Regions from separate parts of the Mus musculus genome. Here region 1 is linked to region 2. The links are chromatin loops, found by intact Hi-C in ENCODE. Cell type or tissue: heart. All regions are shown on one strand.

Region 1 (8,000 bases), 170 kb after region 2:
CATGCTTTCCTGGCATTTGGGACTTTCTGGTTGCTATCCCCATTTACCCATCTCCCCCCCCCCCATTGCTACACACCTCTGTTCAATTTCCTGACCTCTGTACATCTCCCCCCTTCTCCTCCCACACCTGATTCTTCCTCTTTTTCCCCTCCCCGACTTCTCTTCCTCCCAAGTCCCTCCCACCCTCTACTTCCCTTGATTATTTTGTTCCCCCTTCTAAGTAGGACTGAAGAGTCCACAATTTGATCTTCCTTCCTCTGAGCTTCATGTGGTCCATGAGTTGCATTGTGGGTATTTCACACTCTTTGTCTAATATCCACTTATCAATGAGTACATACCATGTGTGTTCTTATTTTATAATGAAATGTTCTATCGATATCTTCTAAATCCATTTGGTCCATAACTTCTGTTTCACTGTGTCTCTGTTTAGTTTCTGTTTCCATGATCTGTCCATTGATGAGAGTGGGGTGTTGAAGTCTCCCACTGTTATTGTGGGAGGTGCAATGTGTGCTTTGAGATTTAGTAAAGTTTCTTTTACAAATGTGGGTGCCCTTGCATTTGGAGCACGGATGTTCAGAATTTTGAGAGTTCTTCTTGGGAGATTTTTCCTTTGATGAATATGTAGCGTTGTTCTTTATCCTTTTTGACAACTTTTGGCTGAATAATTTTATGTGATATCAGAAAGGCTACTCCAGCTTATTTCTTGGGACTATTTGCTTGGGAAATTGTTTAAGGATTATTTTTCTTAAACTTCCAAGTCACCATCCACCAGTGAAGTCAGGGCAAAAATCTTGGAGGAGAACTGCTTACTGGTTTGCTCCCCTCTGCTTTTTTAGCCAGCTTTTTACACACGGAGAACTGCCTGCCCCAAGATGTATCATAACAGTGGGCTGGGCTCATCCACATCAACCACCAACAAAGAAAATGCCCGACAGACATGCCCACTGGCCAATCAGATCAAGACAATCCCCTAATTGAGACTCCTTTAATTACTATGGGTTGTTTCAAGTTGACCACTGAAGCTAAGTGGACAAGAGTCCTTTGGGGAATCTGAGGACAGCATACCTAAAAGAGGCTCCTCTGCCGCTTCCAGTGCCAGGGTCTTCCCTTCATTCCTGCATATAGGGGTGAAGTCAGTCATGTCTGGAAGCCTGAAGGCAACATGGGCTCTTCTATTGTCCACTGACTCAAACTCTTCATGGCCTTGAGGGCATTTGAAGTACAACAAACCCAAGGTGGTGGTAAGCATCCAGGCCAAACCCTTCCAGTTAATCCATCCCTATATCCCTGGCTACTGCCTATTGGGCATTTTAGACCCTGTTCACTCTACTCACTGGACCTCAAATCCACTAGCTCCTAGATCTGTGTCCAGAACTTAGAGGTTCTAGGCAGGAAAACCCCTCAGTCAGTGACCTCAGAAAGAGGTGTGAGCTGCAGAAGAGCATGGAGTGGTCACAGAGACTAGCCACAGCTGGTGGCATAAGAGTAGGAGCTTCCGTTGAGGTGACAGAATGGATATTTGAGACAAGGAGGAGCTGGCAGGGACAAGGCGGTATCCTGAACATCAAATCAGCACATACAAATGAGGAAAGATAAAGACACTCCTTTACCTTGATCTTTTAAATGACAGGATACATGGGATTTTGGTAGGAAGTCACTCCCTTGTGTAGACAGGATTGGATGGGAAAGATGGCTAAGAAAGGGAATATATGGATATGATGGCTACATGTGTGTTTGCTAATGTACCTCTGAAACTAACTTGATGTGGGTAGGAAGTGACTGTGAAGGGGATGTGGAAGATGACTTCTATGTCTACACAGGAGAAACTGGTGGGAGTGTTGCCATGGTGATCAGACACCCAGTGTTATAGTGCCATTTCTTCCTTTCCCCATGGGTTTGGGCCATCCTCTTGGCAGGTACCCTGATGGAATATCGGTTATAGTCACAGGGCCAGTTTGAGGTGTCAGTTCAGCTGTTCAAGGGTTACAGTGGCCTTTGGGCTCCAAGACTAGCTGGGCCACACTGACAGTGATAAACTTCCTCAACAAGGCCACATCTAATCCAACAAAGCCAGACCTCCTAATAGTGCCACTCACTATGAGCTAATAATTCAAACACATGAGTCTAGGGGGACCATTCCTATTCAAACTACCACAGAGTTCTACAATATGATGGTCATTCACTAACCCTCTGAAACTATAAGCAAGCTCTAAGTCAAATGCTTTCTCTCATAAGTTGCCTTGGTTTTATTATAGGCATTGTCACTTTCTGAGCTGTTTTAGTGACACCAAATTTGCTTTATAAACAGTTGATTTGCTCCAACTTTGGAGAATTCTTTGATTTAGTTTTCAATTTTGAGGCAAAAAAGGGCCAGGAACATGGTGGTTTGGGTGAAAGAACTACTGAGATGTGCCCAGACGTCAAACACCTGCTGGTGTGCTAAATCAGGAAAAGAGCAAAAGCAAAGCCATCAAACAAGAGCCACAGACGAGTGCTTGGGTGGAATGTCTCAGCATCCTGTAAACCACAAGCGCTCTGCTTCCAGAGTCTCAGCTGGGCTGGCTCCTGCAGATCAGTGCATGTACCTAGGGGAAAGTGAGGCTAGAGCTCCAGGAACCAGCCCATTAAATGTTGGCCAATTAATTAATTTTGGTTAAGCAAAGTATACCTGTTAGTTTTTGTCAGCTTGACGCAAACCTAGACATATCTGGAAAGAGAGTCTCAATTGAGGAATTGCCTCCATCAGATTGTCCTGTGAGCATTTCCAATGCTGATGGAGTAGTATTAACTCCTATGATTAAATGGTAAGATTCAAGATTTCATAAGAATCTCTCTCTCTCTCTCCTCTCACTATCTATCTATCTATCTATCTATCTATCATCTATCTATCTATCTATCTATCTATCTATCTATCTAATTTGTAGAATCATCAAGTATTATATAAGCACCTCTGTGAGTCAGATCCCAGTGTGGTTGTGTGACACACAATTGACCATAATTCCTCTTGACTGCAGTTCCCTAAAGGAATGTGGACACAAATGAAGCTGTTTTATTTGCGTCTTTAAAATATGACCACAAAGCTCCACACAGAGTTCATTGCTGGTCATAATTCCCATCCTAGATCTCACAAACCACAGCTTACTACTTGGGACTTTTCATTGTAATGTCTGACTAGGGAACTCACAGGAAGACAGAAACAAGATGTTGTTTTGAACAAGAGAGGCTCCAACCTGCAGTTTCTACATTGACCCCATGGCTACATGCTGTGCATTTTTCTTTCTCTATTTGAAGGAAATCCACGGAAGGGTTTATGTAATGGGACACTAGGACCATTCCTAGCCAGATGCAGCCCCTACCCCATATCCGAATTTTATTTTTGAATAATATTTTTATCGTCGACTTCATATTCATAAGGCAAATAATAAGACATGCCATAGGTGGTGAATCAGGAGAAACCATGCTGTTTCCTGACCTAGTATAAACAAAACACCCACCCACCCCAAAGCATCCTGGGAATAATACAGCCTTCTTTTTACCTCCAGGGCTAGGAGAGGTCTGGACATTGGTTTCTGCTTGCTTTATTTGTTTTGTTTTGTTTTGAAACAACATTGGCAATGACGAAATGGTGCTCTGGGCGTGGCTTGTCCTAGTCTCTGTACTGGCAGTTTTTCTGGAACTGTGTCTGCCATAAACTTAGCAGTTCTGCTCTGTGGCTTGGAGGTCGCTCACTGTTTCATTATTAGGCTTACTACACACCAATTGGCTTGATATTTTCACTCCAGCTCTCATGCTATGTGGTCCAAACTGGCCTAAAATTCATAATCTTCCTCGCTCCCAAGTGCCAGGCTAATGAGCGTTCACCAGCACAGCTGGCAGAACCACTTAGAAGACGCTGTAACATGTAACAGATCACATCCTCTGGCTAAGTAGCCACTTAACTGAACCATTAAGTATAAAGTGTGCACAGGTTTGATTTGTTAACATCTTATAACTGTATGTCATTATCATATTCTGTCAAGTAAATTCATGCATTTAGTCATGAAGGATTTAAAAGTAGGCTGATTTTTTGTTTTATTTATTTAATTCTTATGCTATATGAAGAACATTATAGGGACAATTGATAGAATCAAAATATGGACTGTGGGTTAGACAATATCAAGGCAGAGTTTTCTGGTTTTGAGAACAATTGTTTAGCTGTGTGTTAATGGGTTGTCTTTTCTTTTTCTTTCTTTCTTTCTTCTTCTTCTTTTTTTTTTTTTAGGAATTAAACACTGCAATAAATGAGAGAACATTTCTCCAACTTAGTCTCAAATGCTTTGAAATAAAATGTGTGTAAGTGTGCATTGGGTGGGGGAGGGCAAAGCATGTGGACCAATATGTAATTAATTTGTAAATCTGAGTAAAATGCAAAGAGGAATTCTTGTGCTACTCTTGTGACCCTTTAAAATTTGAAACAATATCAAAGTAAAAAGTTATCCCAAGTGCTGTGTTGGGAAGAAAACAACCATATGGTATATGACCCAGAAAACAAGTGGTGGTCCTATGGCCTTACGATTTATTATCCATATAATACATATTTATTTTTATTATTTGTCTTAACACTTTAAAAACAGGCAGATGACACAGTGTTCTTCCTGGACCATTGAGGGCTTATGACAAAACAGAGTCAGTTTCTGAAAGAGCACGCTCTGCTCAGCCCATTCCTTCTATTCCTTTTACTGACACACGGTGGTGCTATTGGTGATGGAACTTACATTCCGTGGCAGAATGACTCTGACCTGGCAAAGGCTGCCTTGGAAGTGCAGAGTAGCTGACAGGTAGGCAATTATGGTGCAGAAAGAAGAGGAATGAAGTCTTGCAGGGAAATGTGGCAGGGTTAAATGTAGTGAGATAGTTTTAGTCTTGGTGAAGAGGTTTTGTTTAGAAGGAGACCAGAAGTCCCAGTTGCATATGAAACAGCAAATGTGGAAATGTAGTGAATGAATGATTTGGCAGTAGTTGGGCTTCTCCATGGATACTGGGGCATGTGTTCCACCTCTTCCAGGGTCTCGGCATTTGCAATAGAACTTGGATGCTCAGCCTCTTTTCTTCCCTTGAACCTTTTCTGACTGTCTATTGTATTCTAACTGGAGGGTGGGACCCCAACAACAGAGATGAACTGTCCACACCGAGGCCAAAAGAGTATCGCTCCCTAGCAGCTTTTCTGTAGACAAGAGTTAGTATACCTGTGGTTTAAAGAACAAAAGCAAACAAACAGATGGACAGACAGACAGACAAAAAAACATGACAAGACAAAACAACAAAAACAAATCAAGAGAGAAAACATAGTGGTTGTTTAAAACCATTCTTGTAGGGTTAATTATGGACATTCACTCTGCCAACAACAAAAAGTATCACTGCTATTAATCTCTACTGCTCAGAGCCTGTGAATAGAGCCCCCCCACCCCCAGAGTAAAAAGACTCTGACTAGGCTCCTGAGAGTATCCTGGATGCTACAGGCAGGTTCTAGTAAAAGGATCACAAGAAGACAGCAGAACAGGGCTGGGAGCAAGGATGTCAGAGATGTCAGAAGTCTGGAGAAATCAGAAGAGGAAAAGGAAGGGTTTTCCCCTTAAGCCCTCCAAGGAAGAAGCCTTAATTCCAGCCCTAGATGGCTCACTTTGCAAGTCTGCTGTACAGAACAGTAAGAGGATTAATTTGTGGTAGCTTAAGTAGCACCTCTGTGCTAATTTATCACACTGGTCGTGGGAAACACAGTTAACCACTAAGCTTCTAGAGAGCTCCTTGTGCACCAGAGGGTAACGGATATGTGTGTGCTCTTTTAGCCTTGTGGAAGCTTTAGGACAAGAAAGAAAGGAGGGTGAGGAAGGAAAGAAGGAAGGGAGGGAGGGGGGGAGGGAGGGAGGGAGGGAGGGAGAAGGAGGCATGGAGGGAGGCAAAGAGGGAGGAAGGGAGGGAGGGAGGGAGGGAGGGAGTCACTGAACTTGGAAAGGGGTGTATTGAGAGAGACTAAAATATACCTTGCCAGATATTTGGATGAAAATTTATAACATAACATGCTATTTTAATGCATATTTGAACAACCATCTCAGAGACATAAATTTTCTTGTGACTTCATTACAGAAGCTTATGTACTATCTGCTGGAAGTGAAGAAATGAAACAGATTCTGTGCATATTAGAGTTTGGGAACACGCCCTACTAAGGTCATCCAATGGCGTGCAGTGAGCTAGGAGGGAGGGAGGCCTAGTGGCTGGCATTAAGGTCACTAGGGTGTGTCTTTGAGGTGGGATGTTGGGTCTGTACTTCCCTATTTCTGACTACCATGAGGAAAGCAGCTTCACACCACAGCCACGGCCGTGTTTCCCTGTCATTTTCAGCTTCACCACAAGCCCCAAGTGATAGGCTGGGCTAACCATGGGCCGAAAACTTTGAAAGTGTGAACCAAACAAATCTCTTCTTTCTTTAAGCTCTTTCTGGTGTCTTGCCACATCAAGAGAGCTGACTTGTATGATGCCCTCAGGGAAACTTCCCATAATTGTGTTCAATTCCATGTCCCCCATCCTTACCCCCTTCACCCCCTCCCCCCGTCCTCTTACTCCTCCCCATCTTCTAAGGAGCTGAGCTGCTGTGACAGGTGTAAAGGCAAGGGCTTTCACCAATATACATCCAGCATGCTTCCTACCTGGCCTGACTTTACCTTTTCATATCTTGCCTCTTTTCCCATCAGCTCCTCTGCCCCTACAATTTTCTTCTTCCTGATTTATATTTTTCTTCTTGTTTTTGTTGGATAAACATTCTGTGTTTTTGTGCCTTTCTTCTAAGGTGAATGGACCTTCAATTTTTCTTTTTGTTTTTGAGAGAGAGACTAACTTTATAGCTCAGGCTTACCTCAAAAATTCACTTTGTAGCCCAGGATTGCTTCAAACTCACTGGGATCTTCCTCTCTCCCCTAAGGTGCTGAGATAACAGTATGTGTTGTTGACATACCGAGCTGGCTTTAGACTTTCTGAAGCAGCCATTCAAGTTGTTAAGTTTGTAGTGTTTGGAGAATCTAGATCTAAGGGCCACTTTGGTCTAGAGAGGGCCTCAGCCGACTCAGGGAATGTGATGTGTTGGCCAAGCCATCTAAACCACAACACTCATGTTTATTGTCCCACACACCACACAAAGTCTTGTGTTGACATGTGGCTGCTGGGGACTGGGGGGTGTGGCTTAGTGATACAGCATTTGTAAAGGATGTGGGAAATACTGGGATCTAGCCTCAACACCACCCACATATGTCAAGGAGCTGCATTTTAATCTACATTCTTAAATAAATAGCTCCAGACCACACCAAAACATCCTGGAAGAATTTTTAGATGGTTGAAGAAGCAAGTTTCTTTAGCGAAGAGATGTGATGGCTTCTCTAAATGACTGGCTTGTGCTATTTTGATGATGAAGTTGTACAGGGATAGAAGCAGTGGCATGGATCATTTACATGTAGAGGGAGTGTCTTTGAAAAAGCAATTCTTTTGTCACCAAGGATTGCACACATCTTTGAAAGATGGCCACAGTGAGCACTGGTGCACTTCGTTTTCCCCAAAATCCTGCAGGATTGAATGTTGGTGACTAGCGTTTGTTTATAGGGGGCAGTTGCGCCGTCATTGTTTTGTTTTTATCAGATAAAACCACCCATCTGAGAAGGCCATGCTTGAGTCCATCAGAGGTGAGGAGTTATGGGCAGAGGGATGTGGAGATCCTTCTGTGTCAGCTCAGTTGCAGAGGAGACAAATCGATCCTAAGACCTGCAGGTGGGAGTCTCAGGCAGCCCACTACATGCAGAGGAACTTCTGGGCTCTCTCAGAGTAACTCATGTTCTCCCAAGATTGCAACACTTGGCCAGGCAGAGCTCATTTTTTCATTCACTCTCAGAATGAATTAGCATCTTAGGCAGAATAAATCTGAAGAAGACTAGGAAGTTTGTCTCATGTTTTGCTGTGGTGTCTTGTATTTGCTTGGA
Region 2 (8,000 bases):
TCAATGAAAGTAGACAGACAAAAGTGTAAACCTCTGAACTGTAAACCAGCCCTAATGAAATGTTTTCCTTTGTAAGAATTGCTGTGGTCATGGTGTCATTTCACAGCAATAGAAACCATCACTAAGACACTGCTGCTGCTGCTGCTGCTGCTGCTGTTGCTGCTGCTGCTGCTGCTGCTGTTTCTGCCACCGCTGCAGCCGCCTCTTATCCTTCTGCCGCCTCTTATCCTTTTGCTGTTGTAAGTCATAGCCTTGGTACAATCGTTCCAAATCTACACTGGTATTCAGCTGTGTTTGGTCATGGGACTTCAGACATGCTCATCATGACATGTGTGAGTCACAGTGTTGTATGTACTGGCAGGTTATAAAGCTCCCTATCCTGGACCCAGAGAACGCAGAAGCATGGTAGAAAGAACAATGAGACTCCCCAGAGGGATATCAGCCTCCTATTCAAGTACAGCAGTCCCTGGTGACCACTGCATTTCTGTGAGGTGTGCGTGAACTGCAAGTGTGGAAGGCACAGGGGTTCATGTGTGGGAATGCTTGTATAAATTTGTGTGGTGGGGGTTCATGTAAAGTATATGAGGGCAGGTGTGTAGTGTGTGTGTGTGTGTGTGTGCGTGTATAAAGTAAAATAAAGGAGCTGTTACTATGTGTGTTGTTGGGTGTCAATGTTGTGAGCTTGTGTGTGCTTGTGTGTGTGTAGAAACACCCCAGGGAGGACCACGGGTCCTCTTACAATTTTACACACCACAGGCAGTACAACCAGTACACACCACAGGCATCTGGGTGTCAGCAGAGCTCTTTACATAGACACTCAGCTCTCCTGGCAGGAATTGTTCCAGAGCTGGTAGTAGTTCATCCAGGGTACAGAGTATATCAGTGATTTGCAAATCAGGCTCTGTGGAAAAGGAAGAAGAAAAAAACAACTAATCAGCTTTACAGAAAATAGCTTTCAAAGAGTGAGACAAAGGCTCCGGTTCCTCAGGCCCTGGGGCACCCAGGAAGGAACTGTCCCTCTGAGACCCAAGGCAGGTGACTCTGGAACCCTGAGTTCCAGGAAGGAGTACAGAGTTTCTTCCTCTCCTCCCACTCCTGTACCTACACCCTGGCATAGGAAGAGGCCCTCATTATCTACCATCTGGCCAAAGAAGGACCAGCAACATAGAAAGGGACAATGTGGTACAATGAGAGACAGCAGAACTGAGAAGATGCAGAGGAGGTGATGGGACAGTCCTCGGTAACATAGAGAAAAGGAGCAAGACCATAACAGGAGTCCTAGTGAGAAGCAAATAACACTTGCACCCTGGGGCTCTGTGGGGAGAAACAGATGCACCAAGAAGTGTGAGCTTGCCCTAGGGCTGGGCATTTGAGATTCTCACAGCTTCAGAATATTCACTCCCCATCCTTGGCCTTCAGGTGCACTCAGAGAACCCCCAGCACATACCTTTTTCAGCTTGCTGCTTTGCAGGGGGCAGGAGGCTTTCTTCGTCTCATTTTTCTTACATTTGGTCCTGCCAATCTTCACAGTAACCAAATACTCCACCCCTGTGGTCAACTGCAGAGAAGTAATTAGTCACATTTCTAATTTCCACTTTGAGTGTCTAGTGGCTGACCCTCTCCAGGAGGAACCAAGTCATGACTGCTGTTTCCTGCAATCATACATCAAAACTCAACTCCTTCCTCCTCTCCCATTGAGTGATTCTGGCAACTGAGATCTCTGGTCATCCACAGCCTTGTGCCCTCAACTTTGCTGTGGTAGCCACATATTGCCTCTATTTTGTCCTCCACTCATCCCTATGATAAGACAAGCTGGGTTGCCTGGTAACCACAGAACACCATAGTTCTCATATTGCAGTGAGGTGCATGGCCCTATTTCTTCCCAGTCTGTGCAGTTATTCACTCCTTCTCGACTTTCCTTTCCAGTCAATCAGAAAGAAGAGGACAATTTAGCAATACATCTAAATATGGATCAGAGAGATGGCTCAGCAGTTAAAAGCACTTGTTGCTCTTGCAGAGGACTAAGATTTGGTTCCCAGAACCTGAATGGCAGTTCACAACCATCTGTAACTCCAGCTCCTGGGAATCCAACGCCCTCCACTTATCTCTGCAAGATCTGTGTGGATGTGGTGCACTTCTATACAAATACTTGAAAACAGAACATTGATACACATGAAAATATGTCTTTTAAAACTTATAGTTTAGGAGTCAAATTGATTCTAGGCATTCACTCCCCACGTATCAGCTCTGAAACCTTGAGAAAATAACCTCACAGCCTCCATTTGCAAGGGACACATAAGTATCCGAACTGTTTGTGGAGTCTGTGAGCAAAACAGAAGCACTTCCACTAATGCATCTAAAAAATAATAATAAAACAAGCTATTGTGTAGATATTTCCTCCCAATCGAAACTTTCCCTCTGGAGAGTGGAGGCTGGCTTATAAGATTCAGGAATCAAATAAAGCAAGATCTTAAGGTCTCCTACCCAAGGTGATTAAGGAGAGGTTTGGGCTAGGTGAACCACCTGTGACACCTTCAGGAACTTCTGAGATGCCATTATGATCCTAAGCCCTTTCTGGAGTAGGCTTTTTTGGTGATACAGCTGCTATTGAGTCACCCATGTTCCCTTTAAGTATCCCCCATAAACTCACTGGTAAACTAAGCTAGACTTTCTTGGAATTGTTGCTTTGGTCTGTTGTTGGTGCCCTATCTGTAGTAAGTAGACATTTGTTGTTCAGGTTTCCCCAGGAAAAGCCACACGGGGGTATCCTAAGGACTTTTAAGTTATTAAACGTTTCTGCCAAAGTGTGTAGAGCAGCTATGACAGCTAGAGAGCCAAGAACAGAAGAATGGCCTGCGCTGACGACCTTGCTTTCTCTCCCATGAGCTTTCCACCTGATATGCTACCCCCTGTTCCCTACATCTGTTTCCTCCTGGGGCAGTGGACAGTGCGAGATGATGCTGTGCTAACCAGGTAAGGCAGAGAGAACACCAGCCAGGGCCAGCTCTCAGGGGTCCATCTGTCTTCTCTTACTCATGGTCAAACCTAAGGCTGTGAAGACTAAGAAGGGGGAGAGGAGGAAGAGGAGAAGGTGGTGGTGGAAGAGGGACTGGGGAGTCTTTTGTGGAAAAGAAGCCCTACACATGGAGTAAAACACTAAGGAAATATGGTGGCCATTGACCCAGGTCTGGCACCTCAAAAGAAATGTGTAGATTCGAGAGAACTACATATAGTGGAGAGAAGCTCTTGGGAGTCTCCTGCTTCTTGTGCCCAAATGCCAGTGGTCCAACCTAATGAGATAGTAAGTCTGTCTAGGGGAGATGCAGGCAGAAAATTCACCTTGATCCTGGTTGAATGATCCCCATAGAAAAACCTAAGGCCAGGTCCCAAGGCAATTGCTCATGGCTGCACTGCTAACGCAATCTCAGTCCTAGCCTGGAATGCCCTAGAATGCACGTGCTCCTCTGCTGTCATCAAGGTGGCCATTCTACATATGCACGGGGATGTTGTAGAACTGTGCCAACCACTGTCACACTGCCTAGCCATCGGCAGGTTGTATGTAGAGGAAACCTAAAACATGCATGCACATGAAACTTCTTACTCACTATTAGTCTCCATTGTTCACTTAGAATACAGCCATATCAGTAAATATTTGACAAGTGCCACTAGGTGGCAGCATTGTGCTAAATTGTTGCTGTTCTGACTCATTTTGCCTCTGAAGAAGCGGCAGGAAAGATTCTAGATGATGCGTAATCATGATTCCACAGCTGGGAACAGCTGAAAGGTGAAACCAGGCCCACCACTTACCACGCTTGTCTACTACCCCCTCTTTGCAGGATTGAGACGTTCAAAGTCACATCTAGATATTGAGATGTCCAGAAACCTGTGTCCATGATCCTCCCTTTCCAAGTGACAGGTCCAAATTGTCCGCTTATCACTTTAAATAACTTCAAGTTTGCATATAAACATTTAAAAAATATTTTCGACTAGTTAACTGTTAATGGTAGAAGGTTGATTTCACAGGTTATATTAGTATCTCAATTATAGTTTAAGGAAACCGATCAAAGTGAAGACGAAGCAGCGCCACCTTGTGGTTATAGTGCATAATACCAAGGAATCCCCAGGAATGTCTGTGTTGGGATTAAGGAACTTTAGCTATCAAACTTACATTGCCCACCCGGCCCCATGTCTTCCCCTTCTTGCTGTTAACTCCTGTTCCATCTGCTTTCCATTCTCTCTGACTAGTAATCTTCTCTCATAGTGAACGATTTCTTCTCAAAACTGCATAGCTAGGAAGCAGAATTGTTTCTGACTGGTTTGATCTGACCTTGAGGAAACATTGGCTCAATAGTTTTCAAGCAAATGCTTTCCTCTACCGCCTTTCGACTGATAAGATTCACAACAAAGTTGTGTGTAAAACAAAAGAGAAGGCACAATGACACGCACATGTGATCCTAGCACTCACATGGAAGGAGGGAGGACTGTGCCTAAAAACAGGTAGAATTAATCTGGCTGCATTCCCTGACCCCATTGCTCTCACCAAAGACTTGTTGCTCTAAATGTCTCAAACACAAAATTCAATCCTGATTTACAGTCCTGGACACTGAAGAAATAAAAATGCTGTTGGAAGTAAAGGAATCTACAGAGCCTGCTTATGGTTTTTCCAGATAATATCATTAAAAAAAAAAAAAAAAAAAAAAAAAGACATCCCCATGCTGCCCTCTGGTAGGCAGAACAAAATGCAATTTCTCCCATAGAACAATGCAGAGTAGCTACAGGTCAGCTTTTGGCCAAGGAAAAGGTAGTAAGGATTAGTTTCCAGCCTGAGGCCAGACTAGGTCACGACCTGGCTGTGATGACCAAATGAGCTGCTTAACTCAGAGATATCGTGTGCACCCATTGCACATGAAGCTACCTGAGGAGTTTCCAGGACTTGGTTATAGAAAATCCCCATATGTCTCAAGAAGCAGGATGGGGCTTGTGTTGATGTCCGGGCAACAAAGCACAAACCTGCATCTGACCTTGAATTAGCTTCTGAACTTGATACAAGTAGGTGTCGTTGCTTGCGTTGTTGTAAGAGCGGATGAAAAAATGGAGTGTCGAGTTGATGTTTTTCTTGCTCATGGCCTTCTCCTTGAAACCCCCCCACCTCTGGATGTGATTCACCTTAGCCATTACGACCACAGTCACCAGCAACAGCAGCAAGGGGATCCTCAAACCTCTGGCCTTCATCTCCATGGCTTCGGAAGGCACTTAGCTGCAGTGCTGCCAGCTTTCGAGTGCAGCAACAGTTCTCTCCGCCTTCCACAGCAGTCTTGCCGGCATTGGCTTCCTGGGAGACAGCTTCACGGACCCTAAAGCAGAGATCAAGACACTGAGTTCACTCTTCCAAAGTGCTAAGGACACTATCCATGGAAAACTTCCCAAGGGCCAGAGCAGTGCTCCTGCCACTAGCAATGGCCATTCTGTTCTTTAGCAATCCAGGTTAAGAGGTTGTCTCTGCACACATACCAAGCCATGAGAGCGTTCCCTAGCCTTGCCTGTACATGTAGTGTGATCCCAAGAACAGACTTCAGAGCCACACAATAAAGACATGCTATAGCAGAGGGCACTGTGTATGGAAATAGATGAAAGTTTATGGAATAAGTTGTATTTGAACTGAGACAAAGGAATTGACCACATGGAACCTGGCGTAGTATATTCCACCCACCTTATCAAGTCACCAGCAACCCCTGTGCTTCCTCAGTCAGGTCCCCTTACTCACCTGCCTCCTACCTGCCACAGATTTCTCTCTGCTGTTTCCCACTGTGCTGGCAGGTTCCCAGGCTATCCCTTGTAATCCTGTTATGACCCAGCAGAGCTTTGTGAGGTAACCCCAAGCTCCCCATGTGAAGTCAGCCAGGAGTCTTACTCAGAAATTATCGCTGCAGGGTGCAACCTGTATGTTAAGAGCTCATTACAGTACCCTAATGTTTTGCCCCCAGCAAAAGAACAATAGTAAGAGAATCAACAAAGCCTTGGACTAGAGAGATGTTTTCTTCAGTGTCAGCATAAGGATCCTAGCTTAGATCCTCAGCACTCACAGAAAAGTCAGATTGGGCTGTGAACACTAATAGCCATAGTGTTGGAAAGCAAATATGGGTGGGTCCCAGGGCCTCACCTGTCAATCAGTGTGGACAAAATGCTAAGTCTAGGTTCATTGAGAGACCTAGCCTCAAAAATAAGACAGAGAGTAATGCTGTAAGACATTCCAATAGCAACCTCTGGCCTTCATACACATCTACCTGCACCAACATACACACACACACACACACACACACACACGCACGCACACACACGCACGCACATATACCACAATCTGAATGTACTGTAGTGACTGTATTGTGAAATGCTAACTTCTTAGTTTTATAGTTGTACTGGGATTATGTCAATGTTTCAGGAGGTTAAAGACCTAGGCGAGGTTCTGTGGGCTTTTGTTTGTTCGGGATCTTTTCAGTCTATTTGTAAGTTTCATATTATTTCAAAATTAAAGTTTAAACGTTAAAAACTAAAACTAGTCATTGAGAAGCAGAGTGATATGGCAGGCAACACACATGTCTCATGCTCCAGCTGTACTCTGGAGATTCTGGGCTACTTAATCTCCCTGAGCCTAGATTTTTTCATCTCTGTTTTTGAAACAGAGTCCCATTATAGAGTTCTGGCAGGCCTGGAACTCACAGAGATCTGCCTACTGAGTACTGGGATTAAAGGTGTGTGCCACCACACCTAGCATTTGTCCTTGTGTCCAGCACTGGAGATTTCTCAAAATCATCTGTGTGATTCTTCCTGAATCTGATTCATATGCTGGATCCATTGTCTGATGAGCTCCTAGTCCTAGTCTAAGCTTCATTGTGTCCCTCCAGTAATAATAGTTTATAGTACTATTAGGGTACCACAGCGTCCATATTGTGCTCCATAGAGTCCTAGAATCTGTCGAGCTCCAGACATGGAAGCTTTAGAACACTCTAGGTTGGATGAGCCGAACTCACTACAAAATAGATGTCTCACCTATACCTTTCTCCTCTGTATTAGAAATGACTTGTTAAGTAAGCTCTGCTACTTGGGTGGAGGAAGAACTCTGCTTATTGACAATCAACACACTATTAATTAAGCTAAATATAGCCAACAAAATTGGATTGTTATGTGCCAGCAGAAGGACAGAGGTGTACGAAACATTCTGTTTAACTGAACTTGGGGTTCAGTTCTTTCTTTCTTTCTGCTATGTATTTTAAATTTTTATTTTATATTTATGAATGTTCCGCCTGAATGTACATGTGTGTTCCACTTGTGTGCTTGATGTCTGACAAAGTCAGAAGGGAGCGTCAGAGTCCCATGAGCTGGAGTTACAGATGGTTGTGGACCACCAATGTGGGTGCTGGGAATCAGGTACAGGGCTTCTCTGCAAGAGCAACAGTACTCTTAACTAATGAGCCATCTCTCCAGCCCTGGGGCTGAGCTTTTCAAACAGTCCTCTGCTGAGCCTGAGTGTAAGTCATAACTGCACAATAGAACTGCTTCCTGCCTCATGTCAGTGTGGGCATCTTGTTTCCTGAATTAGTTCCCCCCAAACAATACCAGAAAGACTGATGATTTGGAGGAGAAAATAAATATTTATTTAATCTATGGGATAAAGGAGAAATAACTGGCCTATTTGTATCAATGGGATATAGAATAAATGGGCAGTTTTTTTTAATGTTCAAGAACTAAGTGGGGTCCATTGTCTGGTGAGCCTTAAGCCTTAGTCCAAGCTCTTTGTGGAATAAAGACAAAATAGAGACTCTAATTACAATCATAAATATGAGAAATACAGTGAGTATCAGAAACCTGCCTTTGAATTAAAGGAAAAATAAGGAGCCAGAGATATAATGCCATAAGGAATGAAGACAAAAAGGGGGAAGTAAGGGGCTTGATAACACACTCGAAACAAAGGCAAAGAAGGTACTTGCTTATCTTCACAGAAT

Evidence for each region. A loop is a pair of places that touch in the nucleus more often than their neighbours do. Peaks named below come from ENCODE experiments on the same cell type or tissue, not always from the same donor. Only the 100,000 strongest peaks of a DNase experiment are listed, where the experiment ranks them.
Region 1: it touches region 2 in a loop (2.4-fold over the local background); 2 of 42 quality-filtered maps call a loop at or near these places.

What each region holds. Positions count from the first base shown.
Region 1 is chr2:148,577,502-148,585,501 of GRCm38, reverse strand. No RefSeq gene overlaps it. Among named protein-coding and RNA genes, the nearest start is that of Gm46770, 19 kb to the right of the region's middle. In heart, a CTCF peak has its summit at 4,715; no DNase peak of the experiment used is centred here; H3K27me3 peaks cover 620 bases.
Region 2 is chr2:148,748,165-148,756,164 of GRCm38, reverse strand. Cstl1 (cystatin-like 1) reads right to left here and starts at 5,804. Exons shown (of 4, transcript NM_177655.4): 1 at 5,765-5,804; 2 at 5,011-5,354; 3 at 1,448-1,558; 4 at 731-901. The coding sequence starts at 5,238. The coding sequence ends at 818. In heart, CTCF peaks have their summits at 3,684 (motif pointing right) and 4,079 (motif pointing left); no DNase peak of the experiment used is centred here; H3K4me3 peaks cover 467 bases; H3K27me3 peaks cover 513 bases.